Regions from separate parts of the Homo sapiens genome. Here region 2 is linked to region 1. The links are chromatin loops, found by intact Hi-C in ENCODE. Cell type or tissue: Caco-2. All regions are shown on one strand. Each heading gives the region's core, and the rest is flanking DNA. Links, peaks and the distances in the headings are about the cores only.

Region 1 (15,098 bases), core at 4,338-9,337:
AGTGGCCAGGATTTCCTCTTGCACTGTGGGCCCCCAAGCCCCCAAACTCCTTGGCCTGGGACATCCCAGAAAGGAAGGGCACCCCTGCCCTAGGTCTCCACCCACAGACTGGTTCTCACGGTCCCCCGCCCCCGTGCCGGCTCTCCGGGCCTCACCCACAGGCGCACTCACACCCGCTGTGACACTCATCCCTCCCTCCCTCCCACGCACACGGCCACAGAGCCGTGTGGGCCTATGGGAAGGGGTGTCCTGGGGCCCTCTGGGCAGAGGGTCTTCTCCAGTGCCCTACCGGACCACATGCACCCCCCAACCACCCCTCACCCCCAGGAGTGCCTGCCCAGGAGCACCCCCCGTGATCAGCTAGTCCCCCCGGGGAGGGAGGCCTAGAGGAGGAGCCTTGGACTTTCCACCCACCTCCTCCCAGCCAGGCCTCACGGTTGCTGCTGTGAAAGCCAACCTGGGACAGAGCCAGGAGCCCCAGGTGAACACCCAGCCAGAACCCAGTGGGGAAGGAGGTCACCAACCCAGCCAGAAGCCCAGGAGGGACCAGCCCCAAGGCGACGTCTGCCCCAACCAGGGCCCGTCTCCTGGTGGCCCTCGAGGACATGGGCATGGGAGAGGGCCCAGGAGCCAGGCCAGGCCCAGGAGTGGGCATGTGAGCATCAGCCAAGAGCGGCCTCCCTTCCGGGCCAGGGCCAGGCCGCCTGCATCACACAGGGGAGCCCGAAGAACGGGGGGAAAGGCCTGTAGGCGGGGCTGCCCAGAACCCTGCCAACCAAGGCACGGGGGCACACGTGGCCAGCAGCACCGGGCAGCACCAGGCATCTGAGACCCCAGACCCAGCCTGCCTAAAGGGGCTGCCTTCAGGTGACACCACTGGCTTTTTCCTTCCAGAGCCACCAAGAGAGGAAGGAGAAGGTGACTTGCCCCATTTCCCAGTTGTAGGCACTGGGACTTGGCAGGAACTGACAGAAACAGAAGATGTGGGCACTTTGCTTCCCAGGCTTGCGCGGGGAAGCTGGCAGGGCCTCGGGGTCTCTACCTCCTGTGCCTTCCCAGGACCCAGGCGTCCCTCACTGCCATGCACTCAGCCCTGCCAGCTGGGAGGTGGCCTCATCCACTAGAGAGCCCCCTCCCCTGCAGCCTTCACCTGACCTCTAGTCCCCGCTTATGCAACGGAGGTGTCACAGAAGCCGGGCACCCACAGGGCAGGCTGGGGTCTCAGCCAGGGTTGGGCTAGGGGCCTAGTGGGCTGAGGACCTGCCCGGGGGGCCAGCTGCAGCCTCTGTGTGCTCTTCCCCACAGCACTCACCTGTGTGCATGGTATGGACCTTGGCTAGAGATGGGCAGGCATGGGCAGGATGAAGAGTGAGTGGGCACCCCAGTGTGCCTGCAGCTGCTGCCCAGGCTGTGCTCAAAGCCCGGAGGCTTAGGGGCTGGAAGTTCATACTCCACAAGTGGTGTGTGCCAGGGAGCTGGCCTGGAGGCCTGGGCCCCTAAAAGGGTTCTATGGGTGGAGTTAGAGGGTCCTTGCATCCCCAGTGCCCTCCCTCAGCCCCAGTGCCCATCGGGATTGGCGCAGTTCTTCCCTGGTGGGCACTTTCAGATGGAGAAACTCCTATGTCCACCTGAAGGGACTCCCATTCCTGTAGAAGGGGCAGAAGCCTTGGGCAGGCAGATGAGATTCCAGGTGGCTCACAGATGGGTCTCCTCCAGCGCTGGGACCCTGTCCACCCCGCCTCCACTGCTCCTCCCTCTGGTCTGCCCCACTTTAGATGGGGGAGGGGCATTGGAATCTTCAGTGAATGAACACAGAATTGAAGGGCCAATTGAATTGAATTGAAGTTCACACTCGTAATCCCAACACTTTGGGAGGCTGAGGCGGGACAGTTGCTTGAGGCCAGAAGTTCAAGACCAGCCTGGGCAACATGGTGAGACCCTGTCTCTACAAAAAAACTTTTTTTCTTTTTAATTAGCTAGGCACGGTGGTTCACACCTGTAACCCCAGCTACTCAGGATGCTGAGCCGGAAGATTGCTAGAGCCCAGAGGTTTGAGGCTGCAGTGAGCTATGACTGCACCACTGCACTCCAGCCTGGGTGACAGAGTAAGTAAGACCTTGTCTCTTTAAAAAAAAAAAAAAAAAATTGAACTGAGTGTCACAGCCTCAACTTTGCCACCAATATTTATAGTGCCTTTTAGGAGCCAGACTCTGGGCCAGGACTGGGATGCTACAAAGAGGAATGACTCTGGCTGGGTTAAGGGATGGTATGGGGGAGCAGGAGGCAGGGAAGGAGGAACACAATGAGTGGATGCTGCCTCCCATGGGCTAAAGAAGCCGGGGAGGGAGTGCTGGCCCCAGCCTATCAAGGGAGGGACATTTCCGGAGGGCTCCCTGGAGGAGGAGGATACCTGGGCTAAGAAGGTTCCACCAACCCAAGCACTCCCCTGGAATTCCAGGGTAACTGCAGAGGAAAAGCACTGAGGACATTCCAAGCAGCTGGAACAGGGAAGGTGGAATTAAGGGAGGCAGAAAGGCCCAGCACACCGGGGCCGCTGGGAGCCACGGCAGGGACACGTCCCATGTCCCCACAGGGCCAGTAAGGATGCAGCTGTTACAGAGTAGCCAGGCCTGGGAGAAATGAGGACCGCAGATCTTGCAGTGTGTGCTGGGAAGGGAAGGAGCTTCTTGGCATCACTGCCCCCACACCCACCCAGATTAGAGAATCAGGGAGGTCAGAGGCCCACAACAGTGGTTTTGCTTCTCCCCTGGGGTAGTTTAGAAGTGTGAGGGGGTTCACTGGCTGCAGTAATGGGGTGCTGTAGTCATGGGGTGGCAGGGACCTGCTGTGTGAGGGGCATCCCGCCTGGTGGCAAGTTGCCCCGCACCCCACACAAGAGAGGAGGGAGTTCTGTGTGGGCAGGAGGTGGGGATGGGGCGCCAACTGGGAACAATTTTGCCCCTCAGGGGACATTTCTCAGTGTCTGGAGCCACTTCTGATTGTCATGACCTAGGGGTACTGCTGGCATTTAGAGGGTAGAGGCCAGGGCTGCTGCCGAGCATACCCCACTGCACAGCAGTTATTCTGCTCAACATATCCACAGCGCGGGGCATGAGGAACTCTGATGTAGGATTGCTAATAAACCCTATCGGTAATGACCCTATCGGGAATGACTACTTCTGTTCGGCGTCTTTTCCAGATGCACAATTTCTAGGGATGCAATGAGCATGAAAGCTGAGGGGAGATGGAGCTTTGTTTTGTTTGGAAATTTACCAAGAAGCATTTGCCATTTTGGAGAAACACATCCCCAAGATCACAGGGTGGCCCCAGCAGGCACCTGAGCCCTGAGGGTAACCCTGCTCCCGTCTGTGTCTGCAGCAGTGACAGCCTCTGCCATTCTGTGCAACCCACATCTGAGTCCACTGTAGGTCACACCCAGGCCTCTTTCCAGTTGAATATACATAATGAAATTATAAATTACTTTCCTTTTATTTCTTCCTTATTTTATTTATTTATTGTTTTTAGAGACAGGGTCTTGCTCTGTCACCCCAGCTGGAGTGCAGTGGCGCAGTCGTGGCTCACCGCAGCCTTGAACTCCTGGCCTCGTGTGATCCTCCTCAGCCTCCCAAAGTGCTGGGACTACAGCATGAGCCACTGTGCCTGGCCTATTTCTTCCTTATTTTAAAGCTACGACATTAGATGGATTTTGAAAGTCTGGCTGGGATTCTATGATCTATGAATTTTACTTTGGGGTGGTAAGGAGATACAATAAGATTCTTTACAGCAGGAGAAGGAGTCTGGTTAGATGAACCAGGTTTAGATGCTCACGGGGGGCAGGGGATAGGGAGGACCACCCCAGGGTTCTTGTCTGCAGAAGGAGGATGTCCCATGGCTAAGGGAAGGGAGGTGAGACCTGGGAGTGAAGGAAGATCAATGTCTGGACCCTCAGCTTGAGCGAGGCCGGGTGCAAAGGTCTGAGGCCAGGAGGAACATCTGGGTGTGGGCAGCAAGGAGTGAAGATGGCAGGCCCATAAAGTGTCAAGAGTGAGGGAGGCCAGGCACAGTGGCTCATGCCTATAATCCCAGCACTTTGGGAGGCCGAGGCGGGGAGGATCATTTGAGGTCAGTAGTTCGAGACCAGCCTGGCCAACATGGTGAAACCCCATCTGTACTAAAAATACAAAAATTAGCCAGGCGTGGTTCTGCATGCCTGTAATCCCAGCTACTCAGGAGGCTGAGGCAGGAGAATCGCTTGAACCCGGGAGGCGGAGGTTGCAGTGAGCCAAAATCCCACCACTGCACTCCCGCCTGGGCAAGACAGTGAGACTCTATCTCAAAAAAAAAAACCAAAAAGTGAGGAGATGGGAGCGCTGGAGGGAGCCCCAGGGCACTGCAGGGGCAGGTGGAGGACGAGGGGCTGTGGAAGGGACTGAGAGCAACCAGGTAGTTTGGTCCAGGGAGGCTCAAGAGAGGTTTCAGTGGTCCTGGGGCATGGGGTTAGCACAGCAGCGCCCACATCGGGTCTCACCTATGGGGGTAGCCTACTTTTGAGATCAAAGGCAGCTCTGGGCAGAAGCCACCGGGCCCCGCTCAGTTCACGAGGCTGGCCACACCCAGCCATTGGCAGGTCTGGGTCTCTGCCCATCAAATCAACGGGGCTGGGATGAGTGCCTCAGGCCAGGAGGGGGCCAGGAAGCCCCAGGACCACGTGGCCAAGCCTCCCAGGATCACGGTTACCAGACCCCCAGGATTCAGGGTCTGGTTACTCCAGCTCCCCGCTTACCAGATGTGAGGCCTTGGGCCGATGATTCCCTCTCTCTGTGCCGGGTTTTTCCTTCTTTGAAAAGGGGAGATAACATAGGGCTGGCCCCACTCCCCTCTCCCCCAGACAATGTCCCATTTCCATCCCATGGTCAGGCCAGGCTAGTGCGCCCCTTCTGGCAGGGCCCAGCCCCAGCTAGGTTGATTGGGGTCCCAACCCATGGTCAGGGCAGAGCCGGCTGGTCAGCCTGGAGAGTCCTCATCCACAGTTCTCCATCCCTGTGACATGTCGCTGTGAAAGTGCTTCCACAGACATCCGTCTGCAGGGCCTGAGTGGTGGCGCTGGGTAGCCCACTGGTGACTCACATAAGCACAGGACTGGGGGCCAGTTTTGAACCCTCCTCCAGCAGATAGCTCAGTCCCCTGCAAGTGGCTGGTACCCTGCTCTCAGAGAGGCACTCTGCAGGGAGGGTCACCCAGGCCCGAGCTGGGGTGGAGGTCTTCTGACCCTGAGACTGCTTTGCCTTAGACCAAGGGGGCCTAATCTTCTGGCTTCCCTGGACCACATTGGAAGAAGAATTGTCTTGGGCCACACATAAAATACACTAACACTAACGATAGCTAATGAGCAAAAAAAAAAACAAAACCAAAAATGTTGTTTTTCTTTTGAGATGGAGTCTCCCTCTGTCGTCAGGGCTACAGTGCAGTGGTACAATCTCAGCTCACTGCAACCTCCGCCTTTGGCTGTTAGACTTTTTTCTGGGGTCCCTCACCGACCTTCCACGCACAGTCCCCCAGCCACCGGCAGAGCTGAGGATGCCGCCACCCAGGGGCCACATCCAGCTGGGCCTCCACCCACAGGGTCCCGTGAACCCATGCGTTCTCGGATCCGAACAGCCCCGGTGGTGTGCAAAGTCTTGTTTTTACGTTACAAGCATTCATTTGTTAGAAGTAAACACGTAGATTGCCCCAATTTTTTGTACCCGGTTTTGACGTGTCTTGGAGCCTGTGGGGGGAGCCCGCCGCAGCGCGCAGCCCCACGGTGCCCGCTCCCCTCCAGCAGTGGCCGCCCGCGCCTTTCCCAGGCTCAAGGCCTCCCTGCCCACCAGGCAGGTGGGGAGGCTGAGCCCACGGGGCCTGCGGAGCCCCGACCCACCGGCCAAGATGGGCCTGGCAGGGCGGCTCCACCGAGCTGTGAGAAAGGCCAGGCCCATCAGATAAGCGCCGGTCCCTCCCGCAGCCACCGCCACCACATGGGCTCTATCGCCTCCCCGTGCCTCCCAGCCCTGCCCCGAGGCAGGTGCGCTGCACGAAATGAATCTCACTGCAAGATCTCTCTGGTTTCACTATGAATGTCCTGACCCAGGCCAGCACCCACAGTCCCTGGGGCCTCCCCTGCATCTCTTCTCTCGGGCTACAGCAGAAAAGAGCCTGAGCCGCTCTCAGGAAGGACTTCCCTGGCTCCCAGCTGACTCTAGTGGTCCCCGGAGAAGCCCAGGAATCCTAGCCTGTTCTCCCCAGCCCTCTAATACAAGATCCAGCAGAGGCCCGGACTCTGACATCGGGAGAGTCAGGCCACTAGGTCCAGCTCAGGCACCTGGTCTCAAGGACCAACGCGGAGGCTGCCCTCTGGTGGCACGTTTTGGAATGGCGGGTGTCCTTAAATGGAAGGATATGGGTAAAGGTCCCACGGAGAGGGTACCCTGGTCCCGGAGGCTGGCCCCACAGGATGCAGGGCTGGGAACCCCTGGAAGGAGAGGAGATCCCGGTTCCAGATCAGAAGTCCAAGCCCTACCTTCTCGTGTTCCCTACTGGGCTGCACAGGGCCGTGAATGCAGTGGCTTCAGGGGAGGACATGGGATAATAGGAAGATACAAGAAACCTGGCCTCCCTGACAGGTCACCCCCTCCTCCATGCCCCTTTTAGGACCCCAGGACCTGGGGAGCAAGAAAGGCGAGTTCAGGCAAACTGCCCGTCCAACAGCTGTGGGCAGCGAGGGATCACATGCTGCCCTTTTCCTCTCCACCTCACAGGGAAAAACTGAGACGCTCCATGTCCAGTCTGTAAGTCAATGGCAGAGCCGGGACCAGAACCTGCATCTCGCAGCTCGTGAGGCAGACACTTGGAACCTCCATGGAGAACCTGTGATGTGCTGGGGGCAAGGCCAGGTCTCTGCCTTTGAGCCTGGGGAGGTGGCAATGTGGACACAGAATGGGCACGTCTTCCATTCTGGGGACCAGGAGGCTTCCTGGCCAAGGTGATGCCTGGCCTGACTCATGAGGGACAAGCATGAAGGTGTGACAAGGTACGGCCAAGGAGGCAGCAGGAGCAGGCAAGGTGTGACAAGTTACGGCCAAGGAGGCAGCAGGAGCAGGCAAGGTGTGACCAATGCCTGCTGTATTTGGGCACACAGAGTCGGAGTTATTGGCTTGAAAGAGAGTGACCATCCATCCAGTTTGCTGGGACGTCCTGGTTTATATCTGTCAGTTGTACTCTGCTGTGATTATAAATAGTGCCTCCTTTCACTTGCAAACCTGTCTCAGTTTGGACCATGAATTAAATGATCTCCCTCCTGACACCTGCCTGTGGGGTCATTCACAGCCTGTGGCTGCGCTGAAAGAAGAGGATCCGAGACAGGGAGGGTTCCATTTGTACCTCGGAGCAGCAGCCCTGGGTTGGGGAGGAGCTGTTTCAGCCCCCAGGACAGGGTGGGGGTGCAGTGCACGGGGGAGTGGGGAGGTGGTGAAAGGCCCAGGTGGGGTGGTCGGAGCTCTGGGCGTGGCAACTGGGATCCCGACCCCACTCACAGGAGGGATGGGTTGGGGCTGGGTGGGATGTCACAGCCTGAAAATTACAGGGAACAACACCCTGTGGTCATTCTAGAAGCCCCACCAGCTATGCAGGCCAGGCCAACCTTAGACCTGGGCAAGGGGGTCTCTGCTGTGGACCCCGTGCCCTGGAGAGCCAGGACGTCACCAGCAGCAAATGCAAAGAATTTTTTTTTTAATTTCAGTCTCGTAAGAGTGTTTTAAAGGTTGATAACTGAACAACAGTGAGTTGTCGGAGAGGACAGATGCGAAAAAAAGACCCCACAGGCCCAAAGATGTGGGGCTGAGTGTTGAGTGCGTGTGTGGATGAGTGTGTGAGTGGTTGTGTGTGATTGCAAATGTGTGGTGGTGTGAGAGGTTCTGTATGGTTGTGTGTAGTTGTGAATGTGCGGTTGTGTGTGTGGTTGTGTGTATGAGTGTGTGAGAGTGTGTGAGTATGCAGTTGTGTGTGTGGTTGTGAGTGTGTAGTTGTGTGTGGTTGTGTGTATGTCACTGTGTGAGAGTGAATATGAGTGGCCGTGTAGGTGGTTCTGTGTGGTTGAGTGCATATGGTTGTGTGTGTGGTTGAGTGTGTGGTTGTGAGCATGAGTGTTTAGGAGTGTGTGGGGTTGTATGTGGTTGTATGTAGTGTGTGGTTGTGTGCATGTGTGTGACAGTGAGTGTATATGTGGTCATGCATCTGGGTATGTGAGTGAATGTGGTTGTGCAGGTGTGTGAGTGTGTGGTTGTGTGTGTGGTTGTATGTAATTGTGTGCATGTGAGTGTGTGAGACTGTGTCTGTGATTATGTATGTGTGGTTGTGCATGTCAGCGTGTGAGAGTGTGTGAGGTATGAGTGTGTGGGTGTGTGCATGTCAGTGAGAATGTGTGGTTGTGCATGTGTGTGTGGTTGTGTACGTGTGAGTGTGTGAGAGTATGCGGTTGCACGTGTGTGTGATAGTGTGTGGTTGTGTGCATGTGAGAGCGAGTGTGTGGTTGTTCGTGTAAGACAGTGTGTGAGATATGAGTGTGTGGTTGGGTGCATGTGAGTGTGTGAGAGTGTGTATGTGGTCATGCATGTGGGTGTGTAAGTGTATGGCTGTGCATGTGTGTGAGTGTGTGGTTGTGTGTGGTTGTACGTAGTTGTGTGTGGTTGTGTGTGTGTGTGTCTGGGCAGCCTGGTGTCCTGGTACCTGTCTGCGCTCCTTCCCTGTCCTGCTCCTTGGTGAGATTTTGGGGAGGAGATTAGAATGCCCTGGAAATGCCAGGTTGGAAAAGCGAGGTGGCGAAAGGGTGCCCAGGCCAGCCCCCAGTCAGGAGCGTGCTCACACCCAGGGTTCTCGGGCACTGTCTTAGCTCCCACCCCAGTGGATGACGGCCATGAGAACCAGGGGAGACCACGCCCCAGGGGCGGGCTGCAGGGCCGGGTGTGAATGAGGGCTGCATCGTGGGTGCAGTTTCATCTCTAACTTGGAAATATGTAGGCCTCCCGGGTGAGGGGCTTGCATGTGTGTTTGCGCCCTTGGCCCACCAGTGCAAGGGTTGAACATGGTTGTTGTTGGGGAGGTCCAGGGAGGGTGCAGAGAGGAGGCAGGAAATGCAGGGCAAGGCCAGAGAAGGTGGGGAGAGAGAAGGAGGCAAGCACGACAGAAACAATGTCCAGGGCTGAGAATCCATGAGACAGAAGCAGAAAGGAGGCCATAAACTAGCAGGTGCTTGCAGCTTGGAGAGGGAGTGGTTTGGGGTCAGGATGGTAGAAACCAAGGAAAGACTGGGGCTGCCTGAGGAGATACCTGGGCTGGACGTGGGAGTGTCAAAGAGAATGGAAGTGGCGTAGGAGTGCTGAGTGAGTTTAACACCCACGAGGGAGTCAGAGCAGGCCGCAGACCCCCTCCCAGCATGCAGATCCTGACCCTCCCAGGACCCTGCCCAGGCCATGTGTAATGTCCCATGTTTGTCAGAGTGTAACCTACACACACAAACATGCACCAATCATCTAGTGTTCCCCTTAATGAATTTTCATAAACTGAACATACTCGTGAAACCAGCACCCCGATCAATAAGTCAGACATGATCTGCACTCCAGGGCCCCTCCTCAGTTCCTATCCCCAAATTGCTGCCCAGTTCCTACCCCCAAGAAGGTAAGGATAAACCTCTATCTTGACTTCTAACATCAGCATTCATTTTGCCTATTCTAGAACTATAAATGCAATCATCCCAGAACTGGATCTCTTGAGCCCAAGAATTCAAGACCAGCCTGGGCAACAGAGCCAGACCCTGTCTCTACAAAAAAATTTTAAAAATTAGTCAGGCGTGGGGGTGCATGCCTGTAGCTGTAGCTGCTCAGGAGGCTGAGATGGGAGGATCACTTGAGCCCAGATGTTGGAGGCTGCAGTGAACTACGATGGTGCCATTGCACTCCAGCCTGGGCGACAGAGTCTCCGTCTCTTAAAAAAAATTAATGGAATCATCCCAAAATGTAATCTTGTGTCCAGCTTCTGTTGCTCAACATTGTTTATGAGATTCACCATGTTGCAACATAGTAGTAATTTGTTCATTTCCTTTGTAGCACAGAACTCCGGAATTTACATGTACTCTAAACATGTTCATCCATTCTACTGTTAATGGCTATCTGGGTTGTTTCCAGTTTGGGGCTACTAGGAAGACTGCTATGAATGATATCGTAAATGCCTTTTAGTACATTTATATATTTATTTCTGTTGGAGACATACCTAGGGGTGTATCTTAGTTCGTCCTCTCCAGAAAGCAGTGCCTGGGGCAAAAGCTTAGAAGGTACTTCTGTTTCGTTTTGTGTTTTTAGAGATAGGATCTGGCTCTGTCATCCAGGCTGGACTACAGTGGTACCATCATAGCTCATCACTGCAGCCTCAAACTTCTGGGCTCAAAGGATCCTCCTACCTCAGCCTCCTGAGCAGCTGGGACTACAAGCATGCACTACCACGCCCAGCTAATTTTTAAATTCTTTGCAGAGATGGGGTCTCACTATGTTCCCCAGGCTGGTCTCAAACTCCTGGCCTCAAACGATTCTCCCCCATCAACCTCCCAAGGTACTGGGATTACAGGCATGAGCCAGGGTGCCTGGCCTTAGGTAGAACTTAACTGGGGGATGCAATTGCAGGGAAGCAAGAGTAAGGGGGAAAGGAAGTGAACAGGGATGGCATGAGAGCCAATATGAGGGTGAGTTTCAGAGTTGGCCACCACTTGGTGCCAAAGGCAGCTGATGCTGAATCTTGTAGTAACATCTTCCAAGAGGTTTTTATAAGGAATATGATTCATAAGGGTCCATCTGGGATGAGGTAGAGGGAAGAATTTATCCACTGACTCCCATCTGCCATTTATCCATCTGCCATTGTCCAAGTGAGATAGGAGAACAGGGAAAATGAGGCAGGAAAGTAGCAAAGGGAATTGAAAGTTGGATAAAGGGCAGAATAAGTAAAAGCAGAGAGCAGAAGAAGCAAGGTGAAGGGGCAGGTGAGCAAGAAGCCAGACAAAAAGCAGAGGTTCAGCAGCCAAAACAAAAGTAAGATAAAAAAGTGAGCAGGGCCGGGTGCCGTGGCTCATGCCTGTAATCCCAGCACTTTGGGAGGCTGAAGCGGGAGGATTACCTGAGGTCAGGGGTTCAAGACCAGCCTGGCCAACATGGTGAAACCCACTGTCTACTAAAAATACAAAAATTAGCCGGGCGTGGTGGTGGGCGCCTCTAATTACCAGCTACTCAGGAGGCTGAGGCAGGAAAATTGCTTGAACCGGGAGGCAGAGGTTGCAGTGAGCCACCGAGATTGCGCTACCGCACTCCAGCCTGGATGACAAGAGTGAGACTCCGTCTCAAAAAAAAAAAAAAAAGCGAGCAGTATCCCATGGCCGGCAGGATCCTGACCAAACCAGTAAGGGGCTGCGCTTCAGAGATGGGCATGTGCATTGGAGAGAAAAGGTATCCTTAACATAACCCCGTTATGATAATCAGCTACTTAAGGTTCATGCATATGAGCTGCATATCATGTATGTACTTAGGATTATGGGATGGAGGCAAGGTGCAAGCGCACGGGGGCCAAAGTAACTAAGCAACACACCTGTCAATCAAAAAGATAGACACTGGCTAGAGATTAGGCAGCCTTGGGAAGAGGGGGAAAAAAACAACATATAGAAAGACCCAAAGTACACCAAACTAATGCCGATCTCATCTCACAAAGATCAGTCCACTCTTCCTCTCCAAGAGTGGAATACTGCACTTAATACACTTTTTGCTATCTGTATATGTCTCTTCCAATTCTTTGTTCAAGTCGCCCAGATCCTGGAACTGTGTGGCACCATTCAGTAACACAAGGATAGGCCCGAGTGTGCTAACTCTCCTGCATTTCTGATTGCAAGTTTGTGGGTGCCAGATTGGTCCCTTATTATCTCATTCCTCAGGGGCATCAGAGAATCCCTGAGGGTGATGGGGGGTGCTGGCAGGTTGTACCTGCACCTGAAGTGGGAGGAAAGGTGGCAAAGCCTTGACACCAAGGTGAGGCTAGGGGCTGGGGAGGTGGCGTGATATCCAAGAGGCATCTAATACAGAGTGGAGATGCTGGATTTGGAGGTACTGCCAAATGGTTTTCCAAACTGGTGGTACCAACTCCACATCCTTGCCAACATTGGGTGTGTAATTTTCACCATTTTGGTGGCTACTCAGTGGTATCTTATTCTCGTTTTAATTTGCATTTCCCTGATGGCCCATGAGGTTTGAGTGCCTGTTCAGGAGTTTAACAGTCATTGGACATCCTCTTTTGGGAAGCACCTATTTAAAGTCCTTTGTTTTTTTTTTTTTTTTTTTTTTTTTTGAGATGGAGTCTCGCTCTGTTGCCCAGGCTAGAGTGCAGTGGCATGATCTCAGCTCACTTCAACCTCCGCCTCGCAGGTTCAAGCGATTCTCCTGCCTCGGCCTCCTGACTAGCTGGGACCACAGGCACTCACCACCACCCCCGGCCAATCTCTGCATTTTTAGTAGAGACAGGGTTTCACCATGTTGGCCAGGCTGGTCTCGAACTCCTGACCTCAAGTGATTCACCTGCCTTGCCCTTCCCAAGTGCTGGGGTTACAGGCATGAACCACCATGCCCGGCCTATTTTAAAACTTTTTCCTATTGATTTGATACATATTTTTCAATACAACTCATATGCTTATATTTTTAGATAGAAGTCCTTTATCGGCCATATGTATGGAAATAACTTCTCTCATATGTGGCTTACTCTTTCCTCTTTAATCATGTCTTTTGACTGACAGAAGTTTCTAATCTTAATGTAGTCCAATCTGTCACTTTCTTACTGTGTTTCTTATGTCTGTTTAAGAAAATGTATCTATTCTCTCCCCTGAGTTTTCTTCTAGCAGCTTTGATGTTTCACCTTTCACACGTACATTTCACATGTACATCACCTGGGACTGGTTTTAGGGTATAATGGAAGGGTGACATTAAAAGGGTTTTGGTTTTTTTCTTCAATATATAGATCCACCACCACTTATTGAAAAGCCCGTCCTTTCTCCACTGTTCTGCAATATCAACTTTGTCATAATAAACCAGGATGGGTCTGTTTCTGGATTTCTGTTTTCTTCCACCAGTAGATTTGTTTATCTTTGCATCAATGCCACACTGTCTTCCTTACTGTAGTATAAGTCCTCCAGATTTGTTCTTCTTCACATACTCTTTAGAATCAGCTTGTTGAGTTTCATCCCTCCAAAAAAGCCTTGTAATCAACAACAAAGTTGTCTGGTGCTTTGATCAAAATTACATTGGATGTATTTATCAATTCTATAAATCAATGTGGAGACCAACATTTTAAATTCCAATCCATGAACATGGTATATCCCTCCATTAGCTTATGTCTTTAACAATTTCTCTCAGAAATGTTTTGTAGTTTCTTGCATAAAAATTGTACACATCATTCACTAGAATTATTTTTAGGTATTTGATTTTATGCTATTATTAATTTCATTTTCTAATTATTTCTAGTATATAGAATACAATTAGTTTCTGTATATTAAACTTCTGTCTAGCGACTTTGCTAAATGAACTTATCTTCCTTAAATTAACCTGTAATTTTTTTTCTACATACTGAATCACATCATATGTGAATGGCAGCTTTATCTTTCCCTTTACTATCTTCATACCTTTTTACTTATTTTTCTTGTCTTATTGCTCTGGCTAGGACCTCCAGTACACTATTGTATAGAATATTGACAAGTGCCAACATCCCTTCTCATTTTCAATCTCAGTAGAAAAGCATTCACACTTTCACCACTAAACATGATGTCAGCTGTAGGGTTTTTGTTTGTTTCTTGGTTTCTTGGAGATTTGTTTTTAGGTAGATACTTTTATCAGATTAAGGAGGTTCTCTTCTGTTTCTATTTGCTAAGAGTTGTTTGTTTACATCACGGATGACTGTTTTTTGCATCTGTTGAGGTTTTCCTTTTTTCTCTCTATTAATGTGGAGAATCATGCTGATTGGTTTTTGGATGGTAAACCAATCCTACTAACCTTTTGTTCCCATTGAAATTTGCAGGTTCTAGTTCAATTCCACGAAAAGGACCTCCTGAGCTATGGGGCCTGGCTGACAACATACAAACTCCATCCTGTGCAAAGCCCTAGGCCGACCTTTCCCCCACAAACGCATACTCCACATTCCAGGTCCCAGAGAGACACCCTCGAAAACCACAGGCTTCAGAGCTGCGAGGCTTGCGCCAGCCCCTGCCCCTTGGCAAGCTGCCCCTGATTGCACCAGCCCTGGCTAGACCCTCTCCCAGCAGACCCTAGAATTGCGAGGGCAACTGGGGGGCTGGGGAGAGTCAAACCAGAAGGTCGAGGCCTCTGGCCCCTAACACCCGCGACAATCAGGGGTCTCCGGAGCCAGGGCTGCCCCTACCCTGCGCGAGGCTCCTTTAAGAGAGTCGGCCTCTGAATGGTCTCTGGGGCTGGAGGTGGAGGGCGCCAAGAATGCCGGTCTCCGACGACAGAAGCGAGAGGGATGCAGCTTCGCCGGGTGGCCTCCCCCTCGGCGTCCCACCAGCACGTCCACCCTGGATCCTCCCGCTCCTACTCCTACCCCAAGTCCCCGCCCCCAACTTCGAAGCTCCTGTGTGCCTGCAAACGCCGGCCCCGCCCCGCTCCCACCTCCAGGCCCTGCCGCTGCCAGGGACCCGCCCCTGCCAGGGACCCGCCCCCGCCCCGTCCCACCCCGGTCCACCCTGCAGCCGTCGGACCCCTGGCAGGGCCCCAGCAAACCCGGAGGCCGCCACTGGGGGGAAGGACGGGGCGCCCGGCGAGGCCTCATCCACATGCAGGGGACGGCGCGTCGCGGCGGCCGCCAGGAAGAAACAAAGGCTGTTCCGCCGCCGGCCGCACAGTGCCAGGCTCGCCCCGCCCGCCGCCCCGGTGGCCCCGACGCGGCCCCCCTGGATCTTTTCCGCCGGCCTCGGCTGCACAGTCCGGACGGCTTCCGGGAGGAGGCAGCCTCCCTCGGATCCCCGCACTCCCGAC
Region 2 (15,098 bases), core at 3,548-8,547, 110 kb after region 1:
CTGGGTACAGCTCCTGGCCAACCCACTTCATGACAAAACAGAAAAGGTCAGTAAGTTATGGGGTAGCCCCTGCATGAAATAAGATGCAGTTATTAGGGGTGGGTTTACAACATTTATAATAGATGAGGGAAATATCTGTCACAACCCCAACAACAGTGACAGGGAATAAAATGCTACCACCAGTCAGATAACAGCCCCATAGCTAGAAAAGGACAGGGTGGAATTATTCAAAATATTGAAGAAGGGTGTCATCTTTGGATGATAAAACTAAAAGTGATTTTCTTCCTTCTTTTTTTTTTTTTTTTTTTTTGGTGGAGACAAGAGTCTGTCACCCAGGCTGGATTGCAGTAGCGCAATTTCGGCTCACTGCAACCTCCACCTCCAGGGTTCAAAGGATTCTCGTGCCTCAGCCTCCCACACAGCTGGGATTACAGGTGTATGCTCACCAGACCTGGCTAATTTTTTTGTATTTTTAGTAGAGACAAGGTTTCGCCATGTTGGCCAGGCTGTTTTTGAACTCCTGGCCTCAAGTGATCCGCTGGCCTCGGCCTCCCAAAGTGCTGGGATTACAAGCATGGGCCACCGCACCCGGCCTCTTCCTTCTTTCTGCTTTTAAAATTGTTGTGATCTATGATGCTACTTTCATAATGTAAAATACAAATGCTCAATACTTTATTTTTTGTGGAGACAGGGGTCTCTATGTGGCCCAGGCTGGTCTGGAATTCCTGGGCTCAAGCAATCCTCCCGCCTCGGCCTCCCAAAGCTCTGGGATTACAGGCATTAGCCATCACACCTGGTCTGCACTTTATTTTTCAAAAAGGTCTCCTTGGTACACATGAGGTGGCCTCAGAGCAGGGAGCTGCAGCCGTGTAACCCAGGCTGTGGGTGCACATTCTCCTGCCTGGTTTCCCTGCCTGTCTCAGACACTTTAGTGACATCTACCCTGAGAGGCTGAGGCCCCCTGCCAGGCCCTGGCTCTGCCCTCCCATGGGGCTTCCTGGGCACCAACAGTAACCCAGCCACCCAGAGAGGGAAGAGCTTCACTCCCAAAAAACGGCAGGAGGGGCCGCAACCGCCCCTTCTCACACGCTTGTCCTTCAGTGAGTCCAGGCTGTCTTCATCACAAAACCAGAGAGAAGCCTTCACTTTTAACTTCTTTTTTAACGTCCCAGGAAATTTTTTAAAAATCAAGAAGAAAATAGAAAAATTCCACTTTAATTAAACTGTTCAGTCTGGATTTTTTTCCCCCGATACTAACTGAAATTAAAAATAGAAATCAATTTCTGCGACCTTTCAAGGCAGTCTTTGAAATGTCAAGGTTTTAAAAATTATTTTACAGCAGGAATTTACATATAAATACACTCTGTACAATGCGTTAACTGAACAATCACTGGGCTTCCATCATGGAGGAGAAATGATTCTAGGACGAGCCAGGGCAGCATTCAATTACTGCCTTCTTAGTGGAAGACTTTTCAGCCTGGAAAAGAAAACAGAAAAGAGAGAAATGGAAAGTTAGCTAAAGTGAAAAACCAAACAGCTCCGTGGAGGCTGAGAATGCCAGGCCTCCCCATATCACAGCAGCATGTCTGCACCTACAAAATGCACTCACAATAACCCACAATGAAGTACTGCCTAATCTGTGCTTTTTTTTTTTTTTCCCCCGAGATGGAGTCTCACTTTTGTCGCCCAGGCTGGAGCGCAGTGGTGCGATCTCAGCTCACTGCAACCTCCGCCTCCCAGGTTTAAGCAAGTCTCCTGCCTCAGCCTCCAGAGTAGCTGGGATTACAGGCACATGCCACCATACCCAGCTAATTTTTGTATTTTTAGTACAGATGGGGTTTCACCATGTTGGCCAGGCTTGTTTCGAACTCCTGACTGTGATCTGCCCGCCTCGGCCTCCCAAAGTGCTGGGATTACAGGCATGAGCCACCGTACCCGGCCAATCTGTGTTCTTAAAATGCTTCTTCTATTACCCTGAAAACACACAGAGACTCACTCACCCACACCTCGTATTAAGACCACTTATAAAAGCAACTTTTTTCCCTAGTCTTATTTAGCCTTGAGAATACAAGCAATTTTTAATCTCAGTTTCACTCACCTACCGCATCCGTTGCATGACCCTTGGGAAGGAACTAAAATACATTCACTCCAGGGCCCAAAGCATCCAAGTTGTCTTTTTTTTTTTTTTAATTTTTTTATAGAGACAGGGTCTCCCTATATTACCCGAGCTGGTCTTGAACTCCTGGGCTCAAGCGATCCTCCCATCTTGACCTCCCAAGGTATTGGGATTACAGGCATGAGCCACCATGCCCAGCCCCCAAGTTGTCAGTCTTAAATCTGAATTTCTTTTCTTTTTTTTTTTTTGAGACAGAGTCTCTGTCACCCAGGCTGGAGTACAGTGGCGCGATCTCGGTTCACTGCAACCTCCACCTCCCAGGTTCAAGCGATTCTCCTGCCTCCACCTCCTGAGTAGCTGGGACTACAGGCACGTGCCACCACGCCTGGCTAGTTTTTTTAGTAGAGATGGGGTTTGGGGTTTCATTGTGTTAACCAGGATAGTCTCGATTTCCTGACCTCATGATCCGCCTGCCTCGGCCTCCCAGAGTGCTGGGATTACAGACGTGAGATACCGCACCTGGCCTAAATCTGAATTTCATACATATAGGAATGTTCGTGGCAGTTCTATTTGAAACAGAGCTGGGTCACACTGGCTGAAAATCCCTGCTCCACAGACTCAAAGTAAAAAACCCAGTATCCACACAACAGAAGAGATAAACATACCGTGGTGTGCTCACAAGAAGGAATCTTCCACAGCAATGACTACAAGCCCCTCACTGCTGCCTACCATCATCTGAAGGAATCTCAGAAGCCAGACACTCAAAGAATTCACACAACACCCTTCTTCCCAATAAAGATAAAACTGGCAAGAGCAGGCCTGCGCAGCGGCTCACGCCTGAGGCTGAGGCAGGAGGATCACTTGAGGCCAGGAGTTCGAGACCAGTTTGGGCAACATAGGAGATCCCATCTCTACAAAAAAGATTTTTTTAGGCCGGGTGTGGTGGCTCACGCCTGTAATCCCGGCACTTTGGGAGGCCAAGGCAGGCGGATCACCAGGTCAGGAGATTGAGACCATCCTGGCTAACACGGTGAAACCCCGTCTCTACTAAATATACAAAAAATTAGCTGGACGTGGTGGCGGGTACCTGTAGTCCCAGCTACTCAGGAGGCTGAGGCAGGAGAATGGCGTGAACCCAGGAGGTGGAGCTTGCAGTGAGCCAAGATCGCGCCACTGCACTCCAGCTTGGGTGACAGAGCAAGACTCTGTCTCAAAAAAAATGATTTTTTAAAAAAATTAGCTGGGTGTGGTGGTGCACACTTACAGTCCCAGCTACTCTGAAGGCTGAGGTGGGAGGATCCCTTGAGCCGGAGAGGCAGAGTTTACAGTGAGCTGTGATCAGGCCACTGCACTCCAGCCTGGGTCACAGAGCGAGACTCTGTCTCAAAAAATAAAATAAAATTCATACCCTATAAATATATGCTATATAAAATTATATTACTTATATTTAAAATGTGCACAAAAATCTGTATATAGGCCAGGCATGGTGGTTCACACCTGTAATCCTGGCACTCAGAGGCCAAGGTGGGTGTATCACCTGAGGTCAGGAGTTTGAGACCAGCCTGGCCAACATGACGAAACACTGTCTCTACTAAAAAAATACAAAATACAAAAATTAGCTGGGTGTGGGGGCGGGTGCCTGTAATCCCAGTTGCTTGGGAGGCTGAGGTAGGAGAACTGCTTGAACCCGGGAGGCAGAGGTTGCACTGAGCCAAGATCGCACCACTGCACTCCAGCCTGGGTGACAGAACGAGACTCGTCTAAAAAAGAAACAAACAATGTGTATGTGCATCCATGTACGTGAGTGTGTATGTGTGTGTGTGTGGTTGCACAAAAAAGGTCTTAAAGGTTACATATGAAACTGATGGCAGAAGTTACTGTGGAGAAAGTAGAGGTTTGGAGAACTAGTCAGGGCTCCTTTAAGCATTGGCTGTAAGGTCTGAATTTTCTTTTCTTTTTTTTTTTTTTTTTATTGAGACAAGAGTCTCGCTCTGTCGCCCAGGCTGGAGGGCAGTGGCACAATCTCGGCTCACTGCAAGCTCCGCCTCCCAGGTTGACGCCATTCTCCTGCCTCAGCCTCCCCAGCAGCTGGAACTACAGGCACACGCTCCACGCCCAGCTAATTTTTGTATTTTTAGTAGAGACGGGGTTTCTCTGTGTTAGCCAGGATGGTCTCGAGCTCCTGACCTTGTGATCCACCCGCCTCGGCCTCCCAAAGTGCTGGGATTACAGGCATGAGCCACCGCGCCTGGCCTGAATTTTCATAATGATAATATATTCACATATCACTTACATAATTAGATATTCAAACTTTTTAAAAAGCCTAGTTAATACACACATTTTTTTTTTTCTTTTAGGGAGAGGGTCTTGCTCTATCACCCAGGCTGGAGTGTAGTGGTACGATAGTGGCTCACTGCAACCTCCAACTCCCGGGCTCAACAGATCCTCCCACCTCAGCTTCCCAAATAGCTGGAGGCACAGGTGTGCACCACCACGCCCAGCTAATTTGTTTTTTGTTTGTTTGTTTGTTTGTTTTTGTAGAGCTGGGGTCTCACTATGTTGCCCAGGCTGGTCTCAAACTCCTGGGCTCAAGCGATCCTCCTGCCTCAGCCTCCCAAAGTGCTGGGATTATAGGCGTGAGCCACTGCACCCGGCCTACCAGTTTTTCATTTCTGATATTTGCCTCTAAGCAAACACATCAAGCACTCAATAAGCCTCTAAAGGTTTCTGAAAAACCCTCCATCTCCCACTACCCACCGTCTCAGCAGCTCCTGGGGCGACACGTCTGCGGTTTCCTCGTCACTCTGGCTGTCGCTGCTGTCGGAACTCTCGGAGCTACTACTTTTCTCTGGTTTTTTATTCTTTTGCTTGCCTTTGTGTTTGTGCTTCCTGTGTTTCTTTTTCTGTAAAAAACAAATAGTGGTGGGGGAAAACAAATGTATTTTTTCCTCCTTAATTCAATACAATGAAAGGTTAACAAGGCTGCAGTGATGGAGTCATTCAAAAAAATGTTTAAACCTCATTTAGAGTGAGTGAGAGTGAGAGCCTAACAAGACAGCACAGGGCAGACGGCTGTGCCACTCTCAACTGCGCACCCTGACCCAGCTGCGCCTCCAGCAACAGACACAGCAGAACCAAGAAGGCGCAGACAGGACCTATCGTAACACTTGGTGTCATAAGACGTGACACCACACATCTTATGCATGGTGACCTGTGCCACCTCCGGTGAACCTGACTTGTTTATTTTGTCAGACCCCTGGGAAACTTCATGTCAGGATGACGGGCACCCAGGAAAACCACAAGGAAGAAACTGGCAGAAGGTTACCGAACAGCAGATACACTGGTAAGGACACACAGATTTGGTCGGCACACATTTTCTTCCTTTCACTAGGAGGGAACGCCCGTCATCCGCCATACGTGGGAGTGCTTCCCTCTGGTGGCCAGTAAGGAAACTGTTTCTAATTTCTTCAGCACCTAGCCCAGACTACTTTGGGTACCCAACAAGAACATTAACCTAATTAAAAGCCTGTGCTGAAACCCAAAAGAAGACATGGTTGATGAAATAAGAGACGTCAACAGTGGGAGCACATGCCTGCCTTCCATTCGAATTCTTTTACTTCAAACGGCAAGTGACGGACTAAAATCTCAAACTAATAAAGACAAAGTAGCTGAGAAATGCTGAAAATAATACCTTCACTTAACATTGAATAAATAAGAAATAAATTGTTTTATTATTTAATATTCACCCATTGCTCTAAGATCCCTAAATGCCCTTTTTTCTGCTTTTTAATGTTCACAAAAAAAGTTTTTTTAAGGGCTGGGCATGGTGCCTCATGCCTGTAATCGCGGCACTTTGGGAGGTAGATCACCGGAGGTCAGGAGGTCAAAACCAGCTTGGCCAACATGGTGAAACCCCATCTCTACTAAAAATACAAAAAATTAGCCGGGTGTGGTGGTGCACACCTGTGGTCCCAGCTACTCAAGAGGCTGAAGCAGGAGAATTGCTTGAACCCAGGAGGTAGAGGTTGCAGCTGAACTCCATCCACCCTAGGCAACAGAGTGAGACTCCATCTCAAAAAAAAAAAAAGCGGGGGGGCGTTTAAGTGCAAAAGAAAATGTTTCTGAAAAATCAAGCATTTGAATTGAATGTCAACATTTCTGTTAAGTCTCAGAGAGAACTGTGACTTGGCCACCAGATCCGCTCTTCAGCTGCAGTATATGACACTCCTGGGGGCTGACCAGCGGGTCCCACCCCACACTGATCCTGGGGTACACACAAGTCTCTCACCTTCTCTTTCTTCCGCCTGTGCTCTTTCTTGGCCTTGTGCTTGTCTTTGTTCTTTTTATGTTTCTCTTTTTGAGGAACCTCAAGTGTCTGACGAGCATCTGAAACACAAAGGTAATAAACACAGGACCTATATAGCACGAAAACAAAGACTATCCAAAACTAAGCTCCTAAACTGCTGAATCAGGCATCTAGTGTAGATGGAATGTTTAACACTGAGGAAGAACTCCTGCCCTTGGATTAGCTTCTGCCTCACTGAGAAACAGATTAGCACACCACCTTGCAGAGTTGTACTTAGAAAGCTGTCAGAGACCTCAACAAAGACCTGTGTGATCCAATCAGTATCCTGCCGTGACCCCAGCTGCCAGATGCAGATAAAGTCGGACCAGAAAGCCCACAAAGCCTTTTGTAATCCAACATCATCAGATAAGCTCAGAAACAGACCAAAATTGGAACTCAGCTCTGCTGCCAGCACTGTGATCTTCGACACGTCGCCTAACCTCTCCCACGCCCAGTTTCCCCAACTATAAAATGGGGACAATAAGAATCCCAATCCTTTTAGGGACACAGACTAGACTAGACAGGGCCATGTCCATGATTCTCGAAGCTCAGAATCTGGCACCTAAATGTTAGCTCTTCTTATATCCTCCTCTCTCTACAAAAACGTATTTTATAAGAATTTGTCTTACAAGTGGAAACACTGAAAAAACTACCATCAAAACAACATAATGGGCTGGGAGCGGTGGCTCATGCCTGTAATCCCAACACTTTGGGAGGCCCAGGCAGGAGGATCCTTGACCTCAGGAGTTCAAGGCCAGCCTGGGCAACATAGTGAGACCCTATCTCTACCTAACTTTAAAAAATAATAATAATGTATATAATCATTAAAAATCATTAAAGAATTTGCATGTGCCTCAATTCTCCATCTCCAAATTCAGACCAAAATGTTTTCATAGGTCATTAATTTCTGGGTAACTAAATCAACAAAATTTCACAATAGTAGAAGCAGTGAAAGGCATTAAATCAATTTTTTTCACCTAAAGAAAAGTTTCGGCCAGGAACGGTGGCTCATGCCTGTAATCCCAGCACTTTGGGAGGCTGAGGTGGGCGGATCACTTGAGGTCAGGAGTTCAAAATCAGCTTGGCCAACACGGTGAAACCCTGTCTCTATTAAAAATGCAAAAATTAGATGGGCGTGGTGGCATGCATCTGTAATCCCCACTACTCAGGAGGCTGAGGCAGGAGAATCACTTGAACCCAGGAGGCAGAGGCTGCAGTGAGCCGAGATCGTGCTACACTCCAGCCTGGGTGACAGAGCAAGAATCCTTCTCAAAAGAAAAAAAAGAAAAAAAGAAAAAAAAAAGGAAAGTTTCAAGATGTTTTGTAAGGGTGAATATTTTCTCAACTCAGTTAACAGATGCCTGCAATTTTGTAGTCCTATTTCTTTATTTATTTTTTTTTTTAGGTTCTCGCTCTGTCTCCCAGACTGGTGGGCAATGGTGCAATCACAGCTCATTACAGCCTTGACCTCGGTTCACATATCCTCCTACCTCGGCTTCCCGAGTAGCTGGGACTACAGGCATGTACCACCATACCCGGCTAATTTTTTAATTTTTTTGTGGAAGTGAGAGTCTCCCTATGTTGCCAAGGCTGTTATCGAACTTTTGGACTCAAGGGATCCTCTGACCTTAGCCTCCCAAAGTGCTGGGATTACATGTGTGAGCTACCATGCCCAACCAGATTTTTCAAAATTCAACCTCCCAAAACTTTTTTTTTTTCCAAAATTCTTTTAATTTTTTTTTTTTGAGACAGAGTTTCACTCTTGTTGCCCAGGCTGGAGTGCAATGGTGCGATCTCAGCTCACCCCAACCTCTGCCTCTCAGGTTCAAGCGATTCTCCTGCCTCAGCCTCCCAAGTAGCTGGGATTACAGCCATGTGCCACCATGCCTGGCTAATTTTGTATTTTTAGTAGAGATAGGGTTTTTCCATGTTGGTCAGGCTGGTCCCAAACTCCCAACCTCAGGTGATCCGCCCACCTTGGCCCCCACAAAGTGCTGGGATTACAGGCGTGAGCCACCGTGCCCAGCTATTTATTTATTTATTTATTTATTTATTTATTTATTTATTTATTTTTGAGACAGCATCTCGCTTTGTCACCCAGGCTGGAGTGCAGCAGTGGGATCATAGCTCACTGTAGCCTCCACCTCCTGAGCTCAAGCAATCCTCCCACTTCAGCCTCCTGAGTAGCTGGGACCACAGGCATGTACCACCACACCAGGCTAATTTTTTTCTTTTTTATTTTTTTAAGAGATACAATCTCTCTATGTTGCCCAGGCTGGCCTCAAACTCCTAGACTCAAGTAATTTTCCCACCTCAGCTTTCCAAAGTGCTAAGATTATAGGCGTGAGCCACCGCACTCAGCCCAAAACTTTTTTTTAACACTAGTTTTTTTCAAAAATCATTTCCCTAAATAACCCATAGACCAAATTAAGTCACTATTACGAGGGTATCAAAGACATTATGGTAAAGGGACATAAAAGACTTGGCTTTCAAGTGCTGATACCAGTTTGAAACTAAAGAGCCGGCCGGGCGTGGTGGCTCACGCCTGTAATCCCAGCACTTTGGGAGGTTGAGGCGGGCAGATCACAAGTTCAGGAGATCGAGACCATCCTGGCTAACATGGTGAAACCCCATCTCTACTAAAAATAAAAAAATTAGGCAGGCGTGGTGGCAGGCACCTGTAGTCCCAGCTAGTTGGGAGGCTGAGGCAGGAGAACGGCGTGAACCTGGGAGGCGCAGCTTGCAGTGAGCCAAGATTGCGCCACTGCACTCCAGCCTGGGTGACAGAGCGAGACTCCGTCTCAAAAAAAAAAAAAAAAGAAACTAAAGGGCCGAACAACCAGGCCACAGTGGCTCACGACCGTAATCCCAACACTTTGGGAGGCTGAGGCAGGTGGATCACTTGAGGTTAGAAGTTCAAGACCAGCCTGACCAACATGGTAAAACCCCGTCTCTACTAAAAATACAAAAAATTAGCCAGGCACCTGTAATCCCAGTTACTCCAGAGGCTGAGGAAGGAGAATCACCTGAACTTGGGAGGTGGAGGATGCAGTGAGCCGAGATCGCGCCACTGCACTCCAGACTGGGTGACAGAGTGAGACTCTGTCTCAAAACAAAACAAAATAAAACAAAAGTGCTGAACAACTATAGCAAATAAGAAATACATTCACTGCAATTTGTCAAAACTTCATACTTTTTTTCTCTGCTTTTTAATCCTGTCTTTGAAAGCAGTTAGCTAATCAAACCAGTATTCACATATGGGCACCATGAGAAACTATAAAGTGAATAATGATATTTTTATGTTAGTTATATATCTGGGCCATGTTATAGATGTTTGTAAACCCAGCCCTCAAAGAGATGATAAACCAGTGTAAATGTTTTAACTTGAAATGCCAATTTAAGATGCAACTAAATGGAAGTTGTTGACAGATATTTGGGGAACAGAATGGGGGATAGATTGTATTTACTTCTGAGAGGACCATTTTATTGTATTTGCTACATTAGCTAAAGTAAAAAGGAGACTTGGCGGCCGGGTGCGGTGGCTCACGCCTAAAATCCCAGCACATTGGGAGGCTGAGGCGGGCAGATCACCTCAGGTCAGGAGTTCGAGACCAGCCTGACCAATATGGAGAAACCCCATCTCTACTAAAAATACAAAATTAGCCAGCCATGGTGGCACATGCCTGTAATCCCAGCTACTTGGGAGGGTGAGGTAGGAGAATCGCTTGAACCCAGGAGGTGGAGGTTGCGGTGAGCCGAGATTGCGCCATTGCACTCCAGCCTAGGCAACAAGAGCAAAACTCCATCTCAAAAAAAAAAAAAAAAGAAAAGAAAAGAAAAAGAAAAAGACAAAAAAAGGAGGCTTGGCTGCGTGCAGTGGTTCACGCTTGTAATTCCAGCACTGTGGGAGGTTGAAGTGGGTGGATCACTTCAGCCCAGAAGTCATGCAGTGAGCTATGACAGCACCACTACACTCCAGCCTAGGTGACAGAGTGAGACCCTGTCTGAAAAATAAATAAATAAATAAATAAAATTTTAAAAATATATTAGTCTTAAATACTCTTCTTGCAATTCCCCTCCAATTTTGTATACTATTTTTTTAATTTCTCTTTTTCTTTTTTAATTTTTTTTAAATTAATTAATTTATTTATTTTTTGAGACGGAGTCTTGCTCTGTCGCCCAGGCTGGAGTGCAGTGGTGCGATCTTGGCTCACTGCAAGCTCCGCCTCCCAGGTTCACGCCCTTCTTCTGCCTCAGCCTCCCCAGCAGCTGGGACTACAGGCACATGCCACCACGTCCGGCTAATTTTTTTGTATTTTTAGTACAGATGGGGTTTCACCGTGTTAGCCAGGATGGTCTCGATCTCCTGATCTCGTGATCTGCCCACCTCGACCTCCCAAAGCGCTGGGATGACAGGCGTGAGCCACCGTGCCCACCCTTTTTTTTTAAATAGAGATGGGTCTCCCTGTGTCACCCAGGCTGGGCTTGTCTCGGACTACTGGGCTCAAGCGATCTGTCTGCCTTGGCCTCCCAAACTGCTATTACAAGTATGAGCCACCGCACCCAGCCTCTTTTACCTTTTTTTTTTTTTTTTTTTGAGACAGAGTCTTGCTCTGTCACCCAGACTGGAGTGCAGTGGCGCGATCTCGATCTCGGCTCACTGCAACCTTTGCCTCTCAGGTTCAAATGATTCTGGTGCCTCAGCCTCCTTACTAGCTGGGATTACAGGCACACACCACCATGCCTGGCTAATTTTTATATTTTATATTTTTATAAAATTTTAATGTATAAAAATATATAATTTTATATATAATTTTATATATCATTTTTATGTATAAAATATATAATTTTATATATAATTTTTATATATAATTGTTATATATAAAAAATTATAAAAATATATTAAAATTTATAAAATATCTAAATATATATATTTATATGAATATATTTTAATATGTATTTATATATGAATATATATTTATTTTAAATATTTACATATTTTATTTAAATATATTTAGAAATATATTTAAATTAAGTTAAAATATATTTATTTTAAATATTTAAATTTATATTTTATATATATATAAGTATAAATATATAAAATATAAATATATAAATATATAAATATATAAAATATATAAAATATAATATATAAATATATAAAATATATAAATTTGTAAAATATATAAAATTTATAAAATATAAAAATATATATAATTTTTATATATAAAATATATAATTTTGTATTTTATATTTTTATAAAATTTTATAATTTTTATAAAAATTATAGTAGAGATGGGCTTTCACCAAATTCACCAGGGTGGTCTCAAACTCCTGACCTCAAGCAATCCTCCCACCTCGCCCTCCCAAAGTGCTGGGATAACAGGTGTGAGCCACCAGCCCAGCTAGAGCCATTGTGCCTGGCTGCAGCCCCTTTTTTTTTTTTTTGAGGCAGAGTCTCACTCAGTCACCTGGGCTGGAGTGCAATGGTGCAATATCGGCTCACTGCAACCTCCACCTCCCGGGTTCAAGCGATTCTTCTGCCTCAGCCTCCAGAGTAGCTGGGACTACAGGCGTGCGTCACTACGCCCAGGTAATTTTTGTATTTTTAGTAGAGACGGGGTTTCACTATGTTGGCCAGAATGGTCTCGATCTCTTGACCTCGTGATCCGCCCACCTCGGCCTCCCAAAGTGCTGGGATTACAGGCATGAGCCACTGTGCCCGGCCAGGCTCTTTTTCTTTAAGCTCTGTTGGGAAACTTATATTTCTATAACAAAACTTAAGATACTTAGGACCCTCCTGTAAACATGTGGCAGGTAAAGGAAATAAAGTTTGGAGGTCTCTGAAGGTGTATAGAAACAACTATCATTTCAGGCACTAGGTGGAGACAACGGGTTTAAAATATGACTGAAAACATATAAACCAGAAGCAAGCACGTATGTTTGGTCGGCTCTAAGTCACACTGTCCCCATCTCAGGGCAATCACACACTGATAAAAATGGGCGAACCAAAGGGCTCTGCACTCACTGGGGCAGAAGACGGGAGGCAGCCGCGGGCCGAACTCTTCTCTTTCATCTATCTGCATCTTTTGTATCGGGAAGGAAGGTGGCGGCTCCTGGGGTGCTGGCACAAGAGCTGAAAAACAGCGGGGTGTTCATGTCATTCGTCTGCCCCATGTTAATGTCTCTGAGTCTTTCATTCATGTCTTTTGCCACCAGATAACATATGCTTGCCCACACCACTTCACTCCTGCCAGGTGCTAAGGATGCAGCAGTGAACACGCAGACCCCGGTGCTGCCCTTGTGAACTCCAGAGCTGGAAGTCAGTCACACGAGGGCACCTGCAACCAAGGGCAGCAATGGCTGAGGTACAGCGTGCCAAGTGCACCCGTGGGCACGTAGCCTAGCGCCCCTAAGACCTGAAAAGTAGAAATGTGTCCCCAAGAAAGGGCCATCTGAGAAGGAAAATCTTACAAACCATCAGGAATGTAAGACTATGTATGTCCCATCACAGAGAACTGCGGGAGACAAGTTTCACTCAAAATAAATTATCAAAGAAAAAACCTTGAAGATAAATGATCATATTCACGTTAATAATCTTGTTTTTTAAGCAGATTACTATATATTCAGATAGAAGAGATATAAAAATTTTAAAAGTCTGGAAAACTAGCCGGGCACTGGGATTATGCCTGTAATCCCAGCACTTTGGGAGGCTGAGGTGGGCAGATCACCTGAGGTCAGGAGTTAGAGACTAGCCTGGCCAACATGGTGAAACCCCATCTCTACTAAAAATACAAAAATTAGCCAGGGGTGGTGGCACATTCCTGTAGTCCCAGCTACTCAGGAGGCTGAAGTGGGAGGATTGCTTGAGCCCAGGAGGTGGAAGCTGCAGTGAGCCGAAGATTGCGCCACTGTACTCCACCCTGGGGACAGAGCCAGATCCTGTTTCCAAAAAAAAAAAAAAAAAAATTATATACATATAAAAGATTACATATCATTGATTGCTAATCATTCGGGTTTAAGATTATAGAGTAAACAGAGAAGCAGCTGTCCTAGAGTCATTGTCTTCTCCTTTAGATCCCCGAGTCTGAAATACTGACATACCGTGAGCCACAGATGATGTTTCCCCCAAGTCAGTGTCTTGGGAGCTTTGGAAGTTGGCCTCCCCAGAGCCTGCCTGATCATCTTCACTGTCACCTTGCTCATCCTCGGAGGATGAGGACTTTTCATCTGAGGAACTGGCAAAGATGGCCCTGAATAAGTCCATGGATGGGCGGCTCCCTTCTCCTTCAGCCTGTGCGTCCACATCTTTGTTGACGGTCTGTATTGACAGTGAAATAAGAGTCAGGGATACAGAGGCAAGGGTAAAAGGGAGGAGACATTCTAGAATACACTCCCAGACACACATATTTATGTTTATGCTCATGTACATGGGTATCCATAGCCACACACCACCCAACTAAACAGTGATCACTCACATAGCTTCTATTTTTGTGGTGTTTCCGAGTCAACAACTGTACAATGTGCTGATGAGGTCAAAGAAGCAAAACCGGGCCAGGCGTGGTGGCTCACCCCTGTAATTCCAGCACTTTGGGAGGCCTAGGCGGGTGGATCACAAGGTCAGGAGATCGAGACCATCCTGGCCAAAATGGTGAAACCCTGTCTCTACTAAAAGTACAAAAATTAGCTGGGCATGGTGGTGGGCGTCTGTAATCCCAGCTACTAGGATCCCCAAAAATGCAGTAGAGCACTGTGCCTCTGTTCTATTTCCAAACTCAGATTCAGGCAACTTAACAAACCCCAAACAAAATAAACTCAAAAGAATTCACACCCAGATACATCATAATCAAACCGCTAAAATCCAAAGACCAAGTAAAAATCTTGAAAGCAGCTAGGAGAAAAATCACATCATTATGTACAGAGGAATAATAATTTGTTTTGGGGTTTTTTGAGCCAGGGTCTCACTCTGTCACCCAGGCTGGAAAGCAATGGTGCGATCATAGCACACTGCAGTGTTGACCTCCTGGGCTCAAGTGATCCTCCAACCGTAGCCCCTTGAGTAGCTGGGACCACAGGTGCATGCCACCACACCCAACTAGTTTTTTAATTTTTTGTAAAAGATGGGGTCTCACGATGTTGCCCAGGGTAGTCTCAAACTCCTAGCCTCAAACAAGCCCCCTGCCTCAGCCTCCCAAAGTGCTGGGATTATAGATGTGAGCCAACACACCCAGCCTGAGGACAATTTGAATGGTTGAAGATTTCTCATCAGAAATCACGAAACCCCGGAGGAAGTAGCAGTTTAATTTAAAAAAAAATTGGCCATGCGCAGTGGCTCACGCCTGTAATCCCAGCACTTTGGGAGGCCGAGGCGGGTGGATCACGAGGTCAGGAGATCGAGACCATCCTGGCTAACACAGTAAAACCCCGTCTCTACTAAAAATACAAAAAATTAGCCAGGCGTGGTGGCGGGCGCCTGTAGTCCCAGCTACTCGGGAGGCTGAGGCAGGAGAATGGCGTGAACCTGGGAGGTGGAGCTTGCAGTGAGCTGAGATCGCGCCACTGCCCTCCAGCCTGGGTGACAGAGCGAGACTCCGTCTCAAAAAACAAACAAACAAAACAAAACAAAAATTATCAACC

The links. A loop is a pair of places that touch in the nucleus more often than their neighbours do. Peaks named below come from ENCODE experiments on the same cell type or tissue, not always from the same donor. Only the 100,000 strongest peaks of a DNase experiment are listed, where the experiment ranks them.
Region 2: a loop joins it to region 1, with 11 times the contacts of the local background. A loop is called at or near these places in 2 of 110 quality-filtered maps.

The regions. Positions count from the first base shown.
Region 1 is chr19:33,226,724-33,241,821 of GRCh38, reverse strand. No RefSeq gene overlaps it. Among named protein-coding and RNA genes, the nearest start is that of SLC7A10, 8.4 kb to the right of the region's middle. RefSeq lists silencers at 106-205, 8,872-9,039, enhancers at 6,479-6,628, 7,566-7,735 and a cis regulatory region at 7,650. In Caco-2, for the core only: CTCF peaks have their summits at 6,201 and 6,400 (motif pointing left); a DNase peak (open chromatin) is centred at 6,361.
Region 2 is chr19:33,116,509-33,131,606 of GRCh38, reverse strand. GPATCH1 (G-patch domain containing 1) reads right to left here. Exons shown (of 20, transcript NM_018025.3): 16 at 13,566-13,782; 17 at 12,490-12,597; 18 at 6,405-6,502; 19 at 4,874-5,019; 20 at 1,065-1,477. The coding sequence ends at 1,447. Among named protein-coding and RNA genes, the nearest start is that of WDR88, 8.1 kb to the left of the region's middle. RefSeq lists a silencer at 2,414-2,558 and enhancers at 4,125-4,294, 12,988-13,157. In Caco-2, for the core only: a CTCF peak has its summit at 5,533 (motif pointing left); a DNase peak (open chromatin) is centred at 5,522.